Linked DNA regions of Mus musculus: region 2 is linked to region 1. A link is a loop called in an ENCODE intact Hi-C map of the cell type or tissue named here. Cell type or tissue: gastrocnemius. All regions are shown on one strand.

Region 1 (8,000 bases):
AAAACTAGCAGCAAATAACAGCTCACGGGGCACTGAACCCCAGTGCCTGCGAGTCTGCCAGCTCCTGCACTTACTCAGATCCCACAAGCAGGGTACCATGTGCTCCGGGGCCTAGTAAAAACAAGCTGAGCTGTTTAGTGAAATCTCCTGTAAACCAGATCTAGGAAAAGCTGTGCCTTGTTTCATCCATTAAATATTAGTCACGTTGACCTCTTACAGTGAGGGCAGGCTGTTACTTCTAATGGTGACAACAGCAATAAAACAAATTCTCAAATTCTCAATTACACAGTGCCAATCATACCACTGATAGGCTCAAACAGGCCCTGACCTCCTCTCAGCACACATCGGTGCCTCCCTGGACTGGAAGGGTGCTCCAGGGAAGAGGTGGCTAGCCTGACCTCCCTGCTAAGGACTCAGACAGGCAGTGATCTCAGATGTCACCTCTTACACATCTGGCCAGCCCAGCGTAGGCTCCCAAAAGCCATTTCAGTGCTTGCTAAAGCAAGCACAAAGGCACCATGGGTGTACAGAGTGCGGAACGTGTCATGGTCGGCTTTGTATTCACGGCCTTGGAAGGAGCCATGGCATGGACAAGCCTTCCTCACAATGTGGAGTGCCCATCCTGACAGGAAGCCAGGGTCCCACTTCTGTGTACTCTACCTATCCCCCTTTACGTGTGCCCTACACAGAACACCCTCTTCCCCTCCTGATCAATGTCAGAGGTGGACAGGGGTCGGGCGGGGGCTGCTTCTACACAGGTCGCTCGAGGTTCTCTTGAAGTTCTTCTGTGAGGTCCAGAAATGCCCCCTCCCTCACAAGCTGGCATGGACAGGCCCCCAGCAGCAGAACTGCAGAGCATTCTGCAACTTGGGCAAGAGAACAAGTATACCATATCCAGGGGTACAAATCCGAACCTGCCACCTGCCAGGTCCTGGGCTAGTTCCCTTCACTTGTCTCTGGAGCTCTAAAGGCTGCATAATGGAGCCTGCACACAGACATGTACCTACTACAGCAGTGGACGAATTCTAGGAGGGCAGGACAAAGACTCTCCAAACTGAATTCAAAGTAGCTATGACTAGTGCTCTTGGTGATGGCTGCTTCTACTTGTGATTATAATTAGCAACAAAAAGACTGACAAGAGCCTCAATACTACTGAAAGGTACTTCACACATCTCTAGAAACTAAAGAAGGCAGCAACACCCCTCTGTGCAGAGGACAGAACATATAGGTGCTTTCAGATGGGCTGTAAACAGGACCAAGCCCAGCAGCCCTAAGGACCACCACACACTGACAGTATGAAGACTGTGAGAGTGGCCTGTGAGCCACTGCGGATTCCTCACTGTAGCCCTCAGCCTCTTCTCTGCACACAGCAGAAGGCCTGCTGCTGTCCTCTGTGGTCCCAGGACACAGGAGACTCAGGGGAGCTGCATGAGTGGCACCCCTGCATCCCAGAGCTTGCGGAACCGCACACTCCCAGTCTGAAATACTCACAGCTTGCTGAGGTTGTCAAGCCCCGTAAAGGCACCACTGGTATCCTCGATTGTACCCGAGATCTCGTTATGGTCCAGGTCCCTAAGAAGGAAACAGAAGGCAAGTTCACCCACTATCTTAAGCTCTGCCTTTGTTCTCCACCATGAAGGGAGACCAGCCCCACACCCAGGCTTTCACTAGGAGCCGCAAAGCATCCAGGTGCACCCCAGGGGGCCCAGCAGCATGCATTGCCAGGAGAAGTATGGCCCTGAGAACGTCCTGTTGTTCTTTTTTGTGTACTATCAGCATGACCTTGCTTCTGCTGCTTCCAACAAAGCCAGCCCGCCCACCAACCAATCTGGCTGGCCTCAGGGAGGGAAATAGTAGAGACAGCACAAGAAGAAGCCAGGCTTGCACACACCTCTCTGAAGCAGACCTCTAACCCAAAAGATTCCTAACCATTTCTGTCTACTCTTAGCCACAGTCCTCTCTCGGGTTCAACCAGGACACTGGAAGGCACGTGGAAGGAAGAGGTGGCGGCGAAGGAGCTGGGCCCTGATGTTCCTCCAGGCCGGCCTGGAAGCCTAGGGCCTGCACCCTGCTCCTCGTGAGGCTTATGTAGCACTGGATACTGAGCCAGAGCACACATCTGGGTGCTGAGTCAATCTTGTGACCCACTTGCCAGGACAGGAAAAAGGAGGCCAACTACTCGGCCCCAGGCTGTCTGGATATGGTCAGTGCTTCAGCTTCCTCCCTGAGCTTCCAAGGGCAGGTCACGCTGCCCAGCCACACGCACCTGGCAGCCAGACCCCTACTCTCACATTCACTCTTTCCAATTTTTCACAGAGCCCTGGTCCCTGCACATCCCCTGCACGAGTCCCTGCAGATATGGCCAAGGACAGAAAGGGATGCAGCTCTTGGCTCTGGGAAGACGCTGGAAAGTCATTGCCAGCTGGGAGTGGAGCTGGGACGAAAGTACACAATGCTTGCTCTGACCTTCACTTTCCAGCATGAAGCTAAAAGAGAATGTGCTGCTGGAAGGGACCTCTGCTCTCAACGAGTCCCACCCTGTCATCTTTAGACTGAGTACAGCAGAGACTGCGGTTCTGTGTGCCTGTCTTCCTGCTCTGGGCCTTGCCTGCCAAATTAGTCCTCTCTTTCTGGCCTGCTCAGCTTGAATGTTTCTGGCCTTTCTGTCCGGGCCTCGGAAGGGCTCACAGACTGACCTGGGCTCGGATAGCTTGCTTGGCACTAGCTCCCCATCCCTGACTCAAACCTGAAGCCCACTCTGCCTGGTGCAAGTGCAGAGGCCTCCCTCCAGGCACAACGACAGGCTTGCTCCCCCAGCAGACCAGGCTGCAGAAGAAAGCTGTGGAACTGCTACCACTATCTGTGGAAGACTGTGTGCCCTTCTGGGGGGTTTTAGACTGAAGGCTGCTAGGAGACAGCCTAGCGTTTACAAGTGAAAAAAGTTCTATGAAAAGTCCCAGAAAAGCACCCTCAGCAGCTTCTAGCAGCCTCACCCATCTGACCCTTCAAAGGACATGGTATTCTCACTTTCTCTTTCTTACACCACTCCTGAATGAGGACAAGGACACAGGACCCTCACTTCTATCTTGGATACCAGGTCCACTAAAGAGCTTCAAAGAAAGAGCAGAAAAGTAGCCATGGTACTGAGTTACAGAAAACAATACATAGGATTTAAGAACGGAAGACAGGACTGGGGGTGTGGCTCAGTAGAAGAGAATTTGCCTATTACACATAAAGCTTTGGGTTTGATCCATAGAAACCTTAGGAAAAAATTCTCAAAACGTACATCCAGGCCTGGAGGCTCACATACCTGTAATCCTAGCCCTTGATGCAAGAGGATGGCCACAAGTTCAAGGCCAGCCTCAATATATGAGCTTGAGGCTAACCTGAGCCAGAGAACCCAGTCTTTAAAAGCAAATGAACAAAACCACTACCATACCCTCTCTAAAAGAGAAATAAATGAGAGGTCACAACCAAAAGAATGGAGCAGAGACATGCAGGACTGTGTGAATGTTGCTGCAGATACCCTATGTAGAAATGCTTTTCCAGACCCACCCATCCCATCCGGCCAAGTGTACTGAGAACTATTGATAACAGTGATTTTTCAAGAGTCCTCATCCTGCAATAGGCACCACTGTGGGAAAGGAAGGATTTTTCTGCTCAGTAAAGGAAGGATTTAACTGTTCAGCAGTTATTTTTGGTTCTAGTCCTTGTTCCTGTTGCAGACCAGCTTACAGCCCAATTCTGACTACAAGCCAGCAAGAGGGAATCTCAACAAAGCAAGTGCTTTGCTGTGTGCTCTCCCATCTGGGGACCCCCTTCATGCTGTCACCCTCAAAAGCACAATTCTTACAAGACCCGCAGACTCTTGAGTCCCTTGAAGGCGCCTTCAGCAATGTGACTGATGGCGTTGTGACTGAGGCGCAGGATACTGAGGCTGCTCAACTCCGCTAGACTCTCCTCATCCAGCCGCGTGAGGTTGTTGAAGGACAGAATCCTAAGGAAGAAAGAAGAAGACAAATGTCACCACTGAGCAGCTATGTGGGTGCCCTATTCTCTCTTGTCTTCAGTTGTGTCTCATGCCACAACTGGCCTGACCTCCCTGGAGACAGGAGACTGAAGCATGTCCACAGGACTCCTGCTGTCAGAAGACCATCAGGTCAACAATCACCTAGTTTGATAACTATCATGCAAGCCATGAAACCAGTACCACAGAGCTGAGAACTACCGCTTACATACACTGTAAAAACCTGTCATACAACCCAAATCCCAAGGCGCCAAACCCCTCCACTGCATGTCTTGGTGTAGGAAATGAAGGACCTATCTTGATGGAGACTGACACAACAGAACCTGGAATTCTGTACTGAGCAACTGAGCCACAGCTACACTTGCTGTATCAGCCAGCAGAGGGCACCATGAGCCACTGCCTGGGACAGCCACACCAGGGGAAGACCCTGACACTAAAGGCTCAGGCTGTGACTTGTACACCGCTCAACAGGGATTGGGCGCCAAAGCATACCTTTTGCTAGAACCAAACCCCCTTCCTAGCACTACTGCAGGTGTGCACTACACTGGGTAGGTTTATGTAACATTAGTTATCTATGGTTGGAAATGTTAAGTCTGGACTGGTACAAAAGGAACAAAAATGAATTGGTGGAAGATTAATGCAGTTTTAAAGGTGACAGTGACCATATTCTGTCCCTATTAAGAGAAATATGTCACAGTGTCTATCAGTTGCAAAGACCTAGCAGGAGACCATCGTTACATCCTCATGTGCAATTAAAGAATTTAACTAAAAGGCAGGGTAAGAACACACTGCAGAGCAACCCTATATCTGGCTCTGACATTTTCTAAAATGGAGCAGATCGCTAGGACTAGTCTAATACACTCAAGTGAACCTTCTCTTCCTCTAAATGGCACAGGAGATAGCGTAATGTTGTCCGCCATGCAGAAAGGGAAGGAAGGAACTCAGGGGTCTGCCTGCGAGTTTTCCCTTTCCATGTAGCCCTAACTCAAGGGGCCCACACCGTTCTGGTGTGTTCCATAAGACTGTCCTTACTTGGGAACTAGACTGAACACCTTCAAGGCCTCTCTTTTCCCTACAAGTCCGAGCTCCCAACAAAAGCCTCGGTCAAAGCCATGGGCAGTGGTCAGCAGGAGCACCTCTAGGTGGCAGGAAGCTAAACTCAAAGAATGCACACTAACACAGAATGGAAGAGAAATGAATACAAAGCAAGGGGCAGGACTGTGGCCTTTCACAAAGCACAGGGACTGGCTAAAGTATGAACCCTGGGTAATGACAGACACACTGAGAGCGAGATCAGAATAGAGAAGACCAGAGGACAACAGGCTGCAGGAGTCATCATTGGGTTCCAGGGTCTCTAACTATTCCTGCTGAGATAAACAAATACAAGAGAGGCTGAGTAAGGTGCAACATTTCTACCAATCATATGCTTTGGTGGGTCAATCTTTTCCTATACCCAAGCCTAGCCAAAGAAGATAAAAAGAGAAACCCTGAATTTCTCAAAAGTAAACCTACTGGACTATACAGTGTCTATTAAACTAAAAGAACTCCCAGATGAGGGACAGGGACAAAGGGGCAAAAGATGCTTGATGAGTCCATGGCTCTGGCAGTGTTAGTGTGTTTGCTGTGAGGGCATGGCCAGGCCACCCAGGCCACGCCCTCCCCATCATGGAAGTCTGTCACTACCATTCTCAGAAGCAAGGGCACAACCTAGGAACCCTGTCTAAAGGACCCTGCATCTCCACTTCTGCAGTGGGATGCAAACAGGCAGCAAGGATCCCAGTGTCCTGAGGAACTGTCTCTTGCTGGAGTTCCCAAGGCCAGACCCATCTTTCCACCATCAGCATAGCTTCAAAGTCCTACTCAGATGTGACCTTTTCAGTCAAGAGATGCGTGTGGACTACTGCCACCCATGAGTGTTGTGTTGACGACATCAGGCTTCTGTTTCCTGCACACCCTGTCCTCTATTTCCAGCTCCAAGTCTAAGACCTGGCGGGCAGCGAGTCCACGTGGGTCTTCCTTCCTGCACACACTGCCAGCCTTCCCACCTTTGGGCTGCCTCCTTATTTGGACCCCATGGGGTGAGCTGGGCTCTAGAGGCTTCACTTCCCAAGGTACTTCACTGCCCACTGCCCCAGACTTACAACTCATGCAGCTTTTGGCAGAAGCTCCAGCCATCACGCTGAATTCGAGAGATGGAGTTGTTGCTGAGGTGCAGCTGGTGCAGGGCTGTGAGGCCATAGAGGGAGCCACTGTTCACTTCCACCAGACTGTTGTACTCCAGGTGCCTACAGAGACACACATGCAGGGGATGAGACTGCCAGTCTCCCATTACACAGACAGCAACCAGGAGGCCATCTGTGCCACATTCAGTATTAGAGAGGAAATTTAAGCAAGCAGATCTTGCTTTGGTCCATCTGACTTTCTCCTACCGCTCAAAGCATGAGAACTTAGTGGATTTTTAAAGTCCTGAGAAACATACTAACCCCTCATTTGTACTGATGTACGCAACATTAAAAACCAAGTGGCAGATAACAAATTTTGTTCTGAGAACTCTGATCTGGACCTCAGATTCCTAAATGAACACAGGAAACCGATATTCAGCTAATCAGAAGTGGGAAGTGTGAACAGCAAGAAGCCAAGCAGCAGGCTCCTCCTGTGCATGCCATACAAAGTGGGCATACGTGGGGAGGGAGAGTCACTGGGAGATGCTTCTGCTGATGAGGCTGGGGAACACACTGGTGGCTGTGAACCTAGGCTTCCGACTTTGATTTCAGCTACAAAAATAACAGCATATGTACAGGTTGTAATGTAATTTGCATAGGAAACCAGGCGTAAAAGAGGTGAGCAGCTGAGCCGCTGATGGACACAGGCAAAGGCAGAGGTACAGTTGTGTCCACCTGAAAGGAGACACTGGCAAACATGAAAACCAGAACACCAAAACACCAAAGATATGGATGGTTGAAATGACTGCCTCTTGGAAAACAAGCTGGGGGCAACGGGGGTGGGGGGGGTCACAACACCACCTTCTCTTTACTTCCTGACTATGCAGATTCGTTACTTTTGATTTAAACAATTGTAGAGGTTTAAAATCAGAAGATCAGTAATTGCCCCTCTGCTGTTCTTTTTCATTATTCTGGCAGCAGGCAGCTCTGCTGCTGCACACATCTGGCTGGAAACTCCCTTGATAAAAGCTGCACATCTGCACTCCGTGTCTTGATTAGCTCACAAGGCGGGAATAAATCTCCCAAGATGAACTATACATTTTGGCCCACCTGCACATCAAGAAAGCCTATCGGGCCCAGCGTGAGGAAAGAAGGGACTTCCGATAAGGTGTGGGAGTGGAGAGGATGTGGGGAGGGAATCACTCTGCAGTCTTGGGTTTGTGGAGGAAGTGGGGGTGGAGAGCAGGCCCAGCAGACTAGTGCAATCCATCTCTTCCCACTTCCTTAGCTGACCATGTGTCCATTAAAACCTCCTTCTACCTTGCAAGGAAAACAACCTTGGTTTTGGTTCATTTTGCAGAAAAAGGCAGCATCCAGGTGGCCACCATCCCCGTGCCCAGGAGGGAGGCCGCACTCACAGCACGTGCATCTTAGACAGCCCCCAGAAGGCCCCGTCCGTCAGCCTGCTGATGTTGTTCCTCTGAAGCCTCAGCACCTCTAAGCTGTCGAGCCCCTGGAACGTGAGGCCTTCAATCAGCCGAATCCGATTCCGATTCAGGTCTCTATGGAGAGAGAGGAAGCCATCGGGTCAGAGCATCCCTTGTGCACATCTAGGCTGCACCGTTCCGAGTCGGTGGTGAAACCATGGAGGAGGGGACACCTCAGCTGGCACACTGGCACTGTCAACAGCAAGGGTGACAGCCTAGGAGAGGGACAGTGAATGCTGCATGGCTAGCTCTGTACTGCCCCAGTACTGTGGGGACATAAGCACCCCACAGTTCTTCCCTCAGGACAGCCACCATTCAGGAGTC
Region 2 (8,000 bases), 150 kb after region 1:
GAGGAAATGAATGAGCACCAGTTGCTGTGGAGTCCTCCAGAGTTCCCAGTTGATCTACTTTTTTCAGGCAGCAGAGTGTATCTGGGGTTAGAGGACAAAGTACATGCACGTGTGCATTCGTGTGTGCTTGGGTGTGTACATATGTGTGTATGTATGAGTGTGTTTATGTGTGTGTGCTTGTATGTGAGCGTATGGAGTCAGGGTCTTTGTCTAAACTCAGATTTTGCACATTCTGGCTAGTCTATTTAGAGTCAGCTTGCCCTGAAGATCTCCCCTGTCTCCTGTATGCTGGGATTACTAGTGGCTGCCACACCTTTCCAGTTTTTAATCTGGTTTCTAGAGATCCAAACCTTTCTTGCAGGACACATACTTTATCCACTGAGCCATCCTCGCTGTTCAGCTGAACATTTCCTTTAAACCATGACCCGGTGCTTTTAGATGCACCTTCTTGGGGCAGTGTGACCTGTTTTTAACGACATCCAACAGTATTCTTTAAGCGCTCCTGGGGAGAGAGGTGTCAGACTCTCCTCGGGGAAGAGGTAAAGGTGGAAGGAAGCAGATGAGCCAGGGCAAGGGGCTTCAAAAGCAGCTGTCCTTTGTCCAGTCCTCCATCACTCTGTCAGTGAGGATCATTAGCGAGCTTGGAGCTGGTCCTGGGACCCAGGCGATTGTCTGAGAACTCTTGTGGCCAGAAAGGTTCTAATAAATCTAACCTGGATTCTGCTTCCTGTCACTCAGTAGTCTTGGGTAACATTTGATATTTCCTCTTCCTCAAAGTACGAATTTATAAAGTACTAAATATGGATTTTGCAATGATGGGGTGGGGTGTATGTTGGGGGTGGGGGTGTAGACTGGAGAATGGTAGGCAATGGGAGTAGCCTAACAAATTAGCCGAAGAGTTAAGCCGAGGTTTTGGCCTTCCTTTCCTCTCCGGCCCTCCTTATCTGGGTAATTGCATCAATTCTACACTTGGGTTTGCATGTATGGCCGGCCTCTAAGCTGTGCAGAAAGGGATATCCTTTAATGATTTCTTTTGAATGGCTTTCCATCTGGGGAGGAAGAGGGCCCCTCTTGTTCAGAAACAAAGGAGCCATCCACCCTCCCAGATCTTTCTTCTCTATTAAGTATCTCTTGAATTTCAAAAGCCGGCTTGGAGTTTCTGGGTCCTGGTCCCAACAGCAGCAGTTTATTTTCTTTGTCCCTTTAAGTTTAGAAAACACTACAGGCCACGGAACCACTGTTCTTATTTTTCTTGGGTTCAAAAACAAATCCCGCTTCCAACCTGCTTAAAGCTCGCCATTTTTACAGCTAAGCAGTCCTAGGGCTGGCGTCCCTTCTTTAAAAGGGTCTTTGGCTTTGAGCTGCAGCAGCTGGATTTTGCTAGTCACTCCTCCTGTTCGAAATTCAGTTTTCAAGTCTGTCACTTGGTTTCCCCGCTGTCCCTCTTCCTGGGGGCTGCCCAGTTGTTTCTGAGGGGCCTTGAAGTGGTTTCCTAGCTATTTCAGAGCCCTGAACGACAATGTGTGCTCAGAGTTGGGCTGAAGAATGGAATCCCCTGTTTATATCCACAAACCCTCTCTCGCTCTCCTTCTTTTAAACATATGCGGAGTCACCGAAGAAACTGGAAGGAGATTAAAAGAAATGCTGGCTTTTAAAGCGAGTCTGAAAAACGTAAAGCTGGGAGCTGGCTTCCCGCTCTCCTCTCCTTCCCTCGCGCTGTGTTATGGGATTCATTTGCTGTGAGCCATCGCCGATTCATCATGCTCGTCCATCAGAGCCTTCAAAGCGAACCCCACAGCTGCTTTTGCCATTTATCAGTGGGAAATAAAAGAGAGACCGGGGAAAGTAAGGAGAACATATCACCACCTTCCAGAGCCTGGGATAATGGGTGTGAAAAAGGGGGTGGGGGTAGGGGTGGGGGCGGAGAGCTTATCTAATGAAACCCAGAGACTTCTCAGGATCGGGAGTTCCCGAACAAAGGCGGGGGACCTAGCAAAGCCAGCAGCCTGTCTGCAGCAGGGTCCTGGGGACAAAGCCTGCCAGAAACAAAAGGTTTAGTGGGAAACCAGAGGAATGCGCACAAAATGATCCCTACCTCCAGAGAGGTCTAAACCTCCAGATATTTGTAGGAATTTGTTCTCTGTGACCGACCACACAGCTGAAAGCTGAGAAAAACCCGGTGTTGGAGCTTGGAGCGCCAAGTGAATGTGTGACCTTCCCGCCCTTCCCTGCAGACTGGGAAATGACTGATCTGGTCATTCCCAGTTCTCATTTCCGTAGGGTGCCTGGACAAGACACCTGCCACTTTAAGTAAAGCCGCGGTGTCACAGTCCCAGTATTCCTCTGAGTTCTGAGAATCCAAGAGCAGGGGCCATCATTACTCGGGTGATAGCTGCAAGTTATCGTTCAGCCTAAAGCCACAATCCACAGCAGTCTGTGTGGAAGGAATAAACAGCCTAGACATTCATCATGGCTGATGGAACCCAAAGTCATTCAGCTGGAGGGAGGCTTCCGCAGACTGGAAGTGTTGGGGAACATGAATTCTTGAAATTCAAAGGAGCAATAATGTATACATGCAAGTATGTGAATGCATCTAAAAAACCAGAGTGAACCTATGGGTTTTCACTAACAGGAAATCTGAGACGGGAAAGGCTGTTTTACGGCAGGAAAGGGAGAGTTACTGCCCCCGAGAGCAAACTGCTAGGGACTGCTCCTTCAAGGCATAGGCAGTTTCAGTGGGTGATGCTAGTAGTCCAGATATAGACAGGTGTGGGCTTGCACAAAATATATCTTCTGTTAAAACTCAGTGGATTTCTGTTTTACTTATTCACATTCTTGAGACGTGGTCTTGTGTAGCCCAGGCTATCCTCAAATCCAGGGCTTTCTCTGCAGTAGACAGGCACTTTACCAAATAAGCCGCACGTAAGCTCTAGAGCTCAATGAGTTTTGGATTTAAGGTTGGTACATTTAGGTCTGGAGCACTGGCTGCTCTTCCAGAGGTCCTGAGTTCAATTCCCAGCAGCCACATGGTGGCTTTAACCACCTGTAATGAGATCTGGAGCCCTCTTCTGGTCTGCAGGTGTACATGCAGGCAGAACACTGTATGCATAATAAATAAATAAATAAATAAATAAATCTTAAAAAAAAAGATTAATGCATTTGTCAACACTCAGAAAAAAATTTTACTCTCTACACTTTATTCTAACCTGATTTCACAGGAAAAATGGGGACAGGGGAGACAAACAAATGTGGAACTCTAACCGACAGTGTGCATGCTACAACAGTGTGTATGCTGAAAGCAATGATGCTTTCAATTTACTTTGATGTTTGTGTGTTTTGAGACAGAATCTCTCTACACAGTCCAGACTGTGCTGAACTTTCACTGTGTAGACAAGACTGGCCTTGAACTCATAGAGATCTTCCAGCTTCTGTCTCCCAGGTGCTGGGATTAAGGGTGGGCACCGCAATGCCCAGCATTCAATGCATTTTAAAGCACACAAAAATCAGATGAGTTGGCATATGATAGATAGATGGCAAATCTAGGTAGCGTTTGGTAAACCAGCCATAGGACAGGGTGAAGAGTTACATGGATTCGTGACTGGTTTATGTTGACCCTTTCTAGAAAGTGTTGAAAAGATGAGGACACATACGTCCTTGTGTGGACTTAGTTCAAGTATTATAGTTAAGTGAGGGAAAAAGCATATGCAATGTGCTACCAACCATGTGTGTGTGTGTAAATAAATGTTTGTATTATAATTCTATATATTTATTTATATTTATGTATTTATTACATATTTATATGTTGATTATATATTTTATATATTATATATTATTTTATATATATTCAAGAAAAGAATAACTAATAGATGAAGGCTCTCAGAACTAATGCAGGGTGAGCTAGGTTGTAGAGAACACTGTAGTTAAGAACAATGTATTGTGTGTGTGTGTGTGCATGTGTGTTCGTATGTTTGTGTTGAGGCCAAAGGGAAGCCTCAGGTCTCAATCTTTGGAAGTTACTCTTTGACACAGGGTCTGCCACTGGCCTGGAACTGGCTAAACAGCCTAGGCTGGACAGCCAGCAAGTCTCAGGCTTCCTCCTCCCAGCTTCTCCTAGCCTACTTTTTCTTTGAATTAGGATTTATTTTTAGTTTATGTACATTGGTATTTTGCCTGCATGTGTGTGTGTCTGTCTATGTGAGGGTGTCATATCCCCTGGAATAGAATTGTGAGCTGCCACATGGGTGTTGAGATTGAACCCAGGTCCTCTGGAAGAGCAGAGAGTGCTCTTAACTGCTGAGCCATCTCTCCAGCTTCCTCCTGGCCTATTTTTTTTTTAAAAATGGGTTCTGGGGATCACACTTTGGTCCTGTTTTTTCCTTGACTGGTCTGTTTCCCCAGCTTTATCCCATGGTATTCTGGTTATAAAAAAAGATCATGCTGTTTCCAAAGGACTTTTACCTTTTAGCCTTTGCACTAATACACATACGCGGTGCAGCTAATCTAACTCTATCTTGGCTTGCTCACTTTTCACTGGTTACTTTGACATTTTAAGATTTTTTTTTTTTTTTTAAACAGACATCAGATGTGAAACAATGAACATCAGGGTGGAATTTCTTTGTCTGCGTTTTGATTGAGGCTTAATTTCTCTCCTTTCAGAAACATGAGGCTGTTAGAAGGGTGGGTCTCTGTGGGTGATTCAGATCAAAACCCTTTTGGTCTGGGAAGCCTGAGCACCAAGATATTTTCACGCTGGGATTACTTGTCCAGATGGCCCGAGCACAATTTTCTTGGCATGCTTGTAAGAACACAGGAATTTTCAGGGGGAAACCAGAGAGCGTAGTAGGGAGGAGAATGGGTGGGGGAGGCCAAGCTGGGGCTGAGAAGTCAGAAGTTGTGCATGTCAACAAGTGTCATTGGCCAGGAGCTAGGGTCAGTCCACTGCATTTGGAGGTAGGTTTCTCCAGCATCTCCTCTGCAGAGTGGGAGCTACCCGTCTATTCAAACAGAGGAGGGACCAAGGAACCAGAGGTAGTGACCGGAGCGTAAATGCAGCCCACCAGCGAGCAAGTGCTGCTAACCAGCGGTCATGTCGTGAAATCCGTAACCTGTTGGTGGTTTTTAAGACTGGGTGTTGACCTGAGAAAGAGTCAGGAAGGGGGAGTCAGACGGCCATGTGTCTGCTGACCCTATGGAAGCAAAATCCCAGGTTTCTACAACTGCCCTGGAAGTCACATGCTGAGGAACTGTGGTACGTGTGGGAGCTGCAGTCCTTAAGTTCTTGCCGCCGCCAGGGTCCTTAGGAGAGGAACCAAGCCTGGTTTGAGACCCAACTCCAGACTGGCATCTTGATTTCAACCCAGAGAGGCATCTGTAGATTCATGATGCCACATCGGTGTCCACTCATGATGCATTATGGAATATGTACGGCAGTGTGTAGACTAGAGAATACACTGGACATAATACACTGACCGTGTCTGCGTTGAAGGCTGAAGGGGCAATGCGGAGTGGCATGAAAGCGAGTGAGCGCTTCCTAATGAGCTCTGTCACTTCCCAGCTGGAGGATGTTAAGTAGGTCCCCAAGCGTCCTTCATTGGTGCTTGCTCTCATGTATAAAGTGGGATGGCAACAAATAGATGAACAGACTTCGATGAGGAGTAAATGAGCTGCACCCACTGGTGTCTAACCACAGTGTACAGCAACTGAGTTATTGTTGGCTATGACTTAGATGACACCTGGTGTGTGATGTGCCCTGGGCAAGGGGTTTTAGCATACTACGCTTCATAGAACCTCTGTGCCAGGAGAAGCATTGCACCCGTTTGACAGATCAGGAAACAGATTCAGAGGGATTCATTAACTCTCTTAAGAATTCTGGAGCTCTTTTGCCTTATCCCTATTTCCAAAATGCTTAATCTCTTAAATATTATTAGTTCCCTATTCGAGATGAAAAGGTGACGGGCCTAGTTCCTGCCTTGAGCATACAGACAGTAGGAGACTGGGATTCAAAGACTCTAGATCTTTGAAGCTGTCCAAATGATCTCTTGTCTTCCAGCCCTGGTCTCTCTTCCATGGGCTCTCCAGTTTTCCTAGCATGTTTGGGGACTTCTTGGTCACCCTCAGACTTGCTGATCCCACAAAGCAGTGCCACATCCGGCTTGCTCCATTCTCCCAAACGCTGTGCTCGTGTCCAACTGTGGTATGCCCCCTGCGAGCCCTCAGGAACATTTGTTACTGGAGATCCTGCCTTTTACAGACTCAACCAGAAGGGCATGTGCTGAGGTCCAGAGAGCAGAGGACGGGGTATTGCCACTCTACTCTAGGGAGCCTCAGAGTCAGCGGAGGACACCCCAAGACCAAGTTTTCAGCACAAAGGAGATTTATTTGCCCTGGAGGGACAGAGGGCAGGGGATAAGAGAGCAAGACAGGAGACAGAGAAGAAGGGAGAAGGGGTAGGAGGACAAGGGAGACGGTGGAGGGATATTTGTCCCTGGGGACAAAGGACTGCCTCTGGATAGAGAGGAGACAGAGGTGGCTCATAGGAAATCGGCAGTTATTTATAAAGGAAACCTCTATGGTAGGATGAGATGTTTAATTTTAATTGGGCATGTTAATTAAAGTGGTCCAAAGGGGACTTTCGATTGCTGGACTTCAATACTTTAATAGCTGGACCTTGGTAGTCAAGCCCAGGAAGAGGAAGTGGCCAAATAAGGGAATAGACCTTGGGGGCTAGCTTTAGGGATGTAACTTAATGTTTTTTTTTTTGTTTTTTTTTTTAGCAAAGCAGGGGGAATGGGGGAGAAAGGTAAGAACTGCCAGGGCCAAGTTTGCCTTGGTCAGGCTGGCTAGAGTGCCTTCATCTACAGTGCAGTTCTCATGGGTGAAAGAGCATCCTGCCCCAAATACCCACAGCACTTAGAAGTTCTGTGCTTTGCGGCAGGCTGCACAATATCTCTTGCAGCTAACTCTATGTTCTCAGTGACAGACAGGAACTTAAACACACATGTCCTTGGAGGAGGGCCAAATACCTGGGCAAAAAAGAATCTTAGATTAAAAAAAAAAAAAAAAGTAAGGTCTTTATTTTTCTTCTCCTCCCCAGTGGTTATGGCTTCTCTGCATCCCCACCCCCAAACTTTTAACTGTTTTCATTCTGTATTCACTGGAAGAACCTAGAAAATGTCAAGAAATCAAAACGAAAAGACTCATAGCTTTATCACTCAATATAAAAGCTGCTTAGTTTTAGTATACAGTCTCCCCCCCCCCCCCCCCCCCCCCCGTTTAGAGACTAGGTCACGTGTATCCCATGCTACTCTCAAAACAGCTGAGGATGACCTTGAACTGATCTCCTGCCTCTACGCCCTGACCCCTGTGTCTATAGGTGTGTCTCACTACATCTGGCTTATGCAGTGTTGCTGCTGGCTTCCTGCATGCTGGGCGAGCACTCTACAAACGGAGCCACATCCTTAGTCTGGCAGTCTTATATTTTTATATATATATAAAAATGAAATCACAAGGTACATAGAATGGAAGTGTTTGTAAGTTAAGACTAATTCCCGAACATTTATCTATTTATCTACCAAACACCACTGGTTTCCATCTAACTGGCCAGTGTATAGAGGAGGAAACCATCTCATAGTGTCATTAGGTTGGACCACAGGTTGCTGTCCCCAACTGTGGCTCAGCCACTGCTCTGTTGTGGAGCTTTGGAGCCTTCCCCTCTGCCTCCTCCTTCCCTCCCTGTTTCCTTCATCCCTTCTTTTTCTTAATTTCTTTATCTCTCCTCTCTTTTCCCCACTCCCTCTCTCTTCCTCTCCTTTGCTATCAGAAATACCTCTACCCTGAACATCTCTGTGACTTGGCCTTGGCAGGCATCCCTAATGACGTCTCTAAGATGACTCTGGCTCTCCATGCTCTGGAAACCACCTACTTTGACTGAGGTCACATGGCCAGCAGCAAGCCCGCAAACACTGCAAGTGGAAAAACTGCAAGTGTTTGCCTCTCCTAAT

What was found. Hi-C counts contacts between places; a loop is a spot of excess contacts. Peaks named below come from ENCODE experiments on the same cell type or tissue, not always from the same donor. Only the 100,000 strongest peaks of a DNase experiment are listed, where the experiment ranks them.
Region 2: it touches region 1 in a loop (2.1-fold over the local background); 7 of 42 quality-filtered maps call a loop at or near these places.

Annotation. Positions count from the first base shown.
Region 1 is chr6:94,618,762-94,626,761 of GRCm38, forward strand. Lrig1 (leucine-rich repeats and immunoglobulin-like domains 1) reads right to left here. Exons shown (of 19, transcript NM_008377.2): 6 at 7,608-7,751; 7 at 6,169-6,312; 8 at 3,854-3,997; 9 at 1,492-1,572. Among named protein-coding and RNA genes, the nearest start is that of Mir7041, 16 kb to the left of the region's middle. In gastrocnemius, a CTCF peak has its summit at 4,401 (motif pointing right); DNase peaks (open chromatin) are centred at 2,319, 4,410 and 7,824; H3K27ac peaks cover 7,050 bases.
Region 2 is chr6:94,772,036-94,780,035 of GRCm38, forward strand. No RefSeq gene overlaps it. Among named protein-coding and RNA genes, the nearest start is that of Lrig1, 76 kb to the left of the region's middle. In gastrocnemius, a CTCF peak has its summit at 3,078 (motif pointing left); DNase peaks (open chromatin) are centred at 4,876 and 7,938; H3K4me3 peaks cover 1,251 bases; H3K27ac peaks cover 3,021 bases.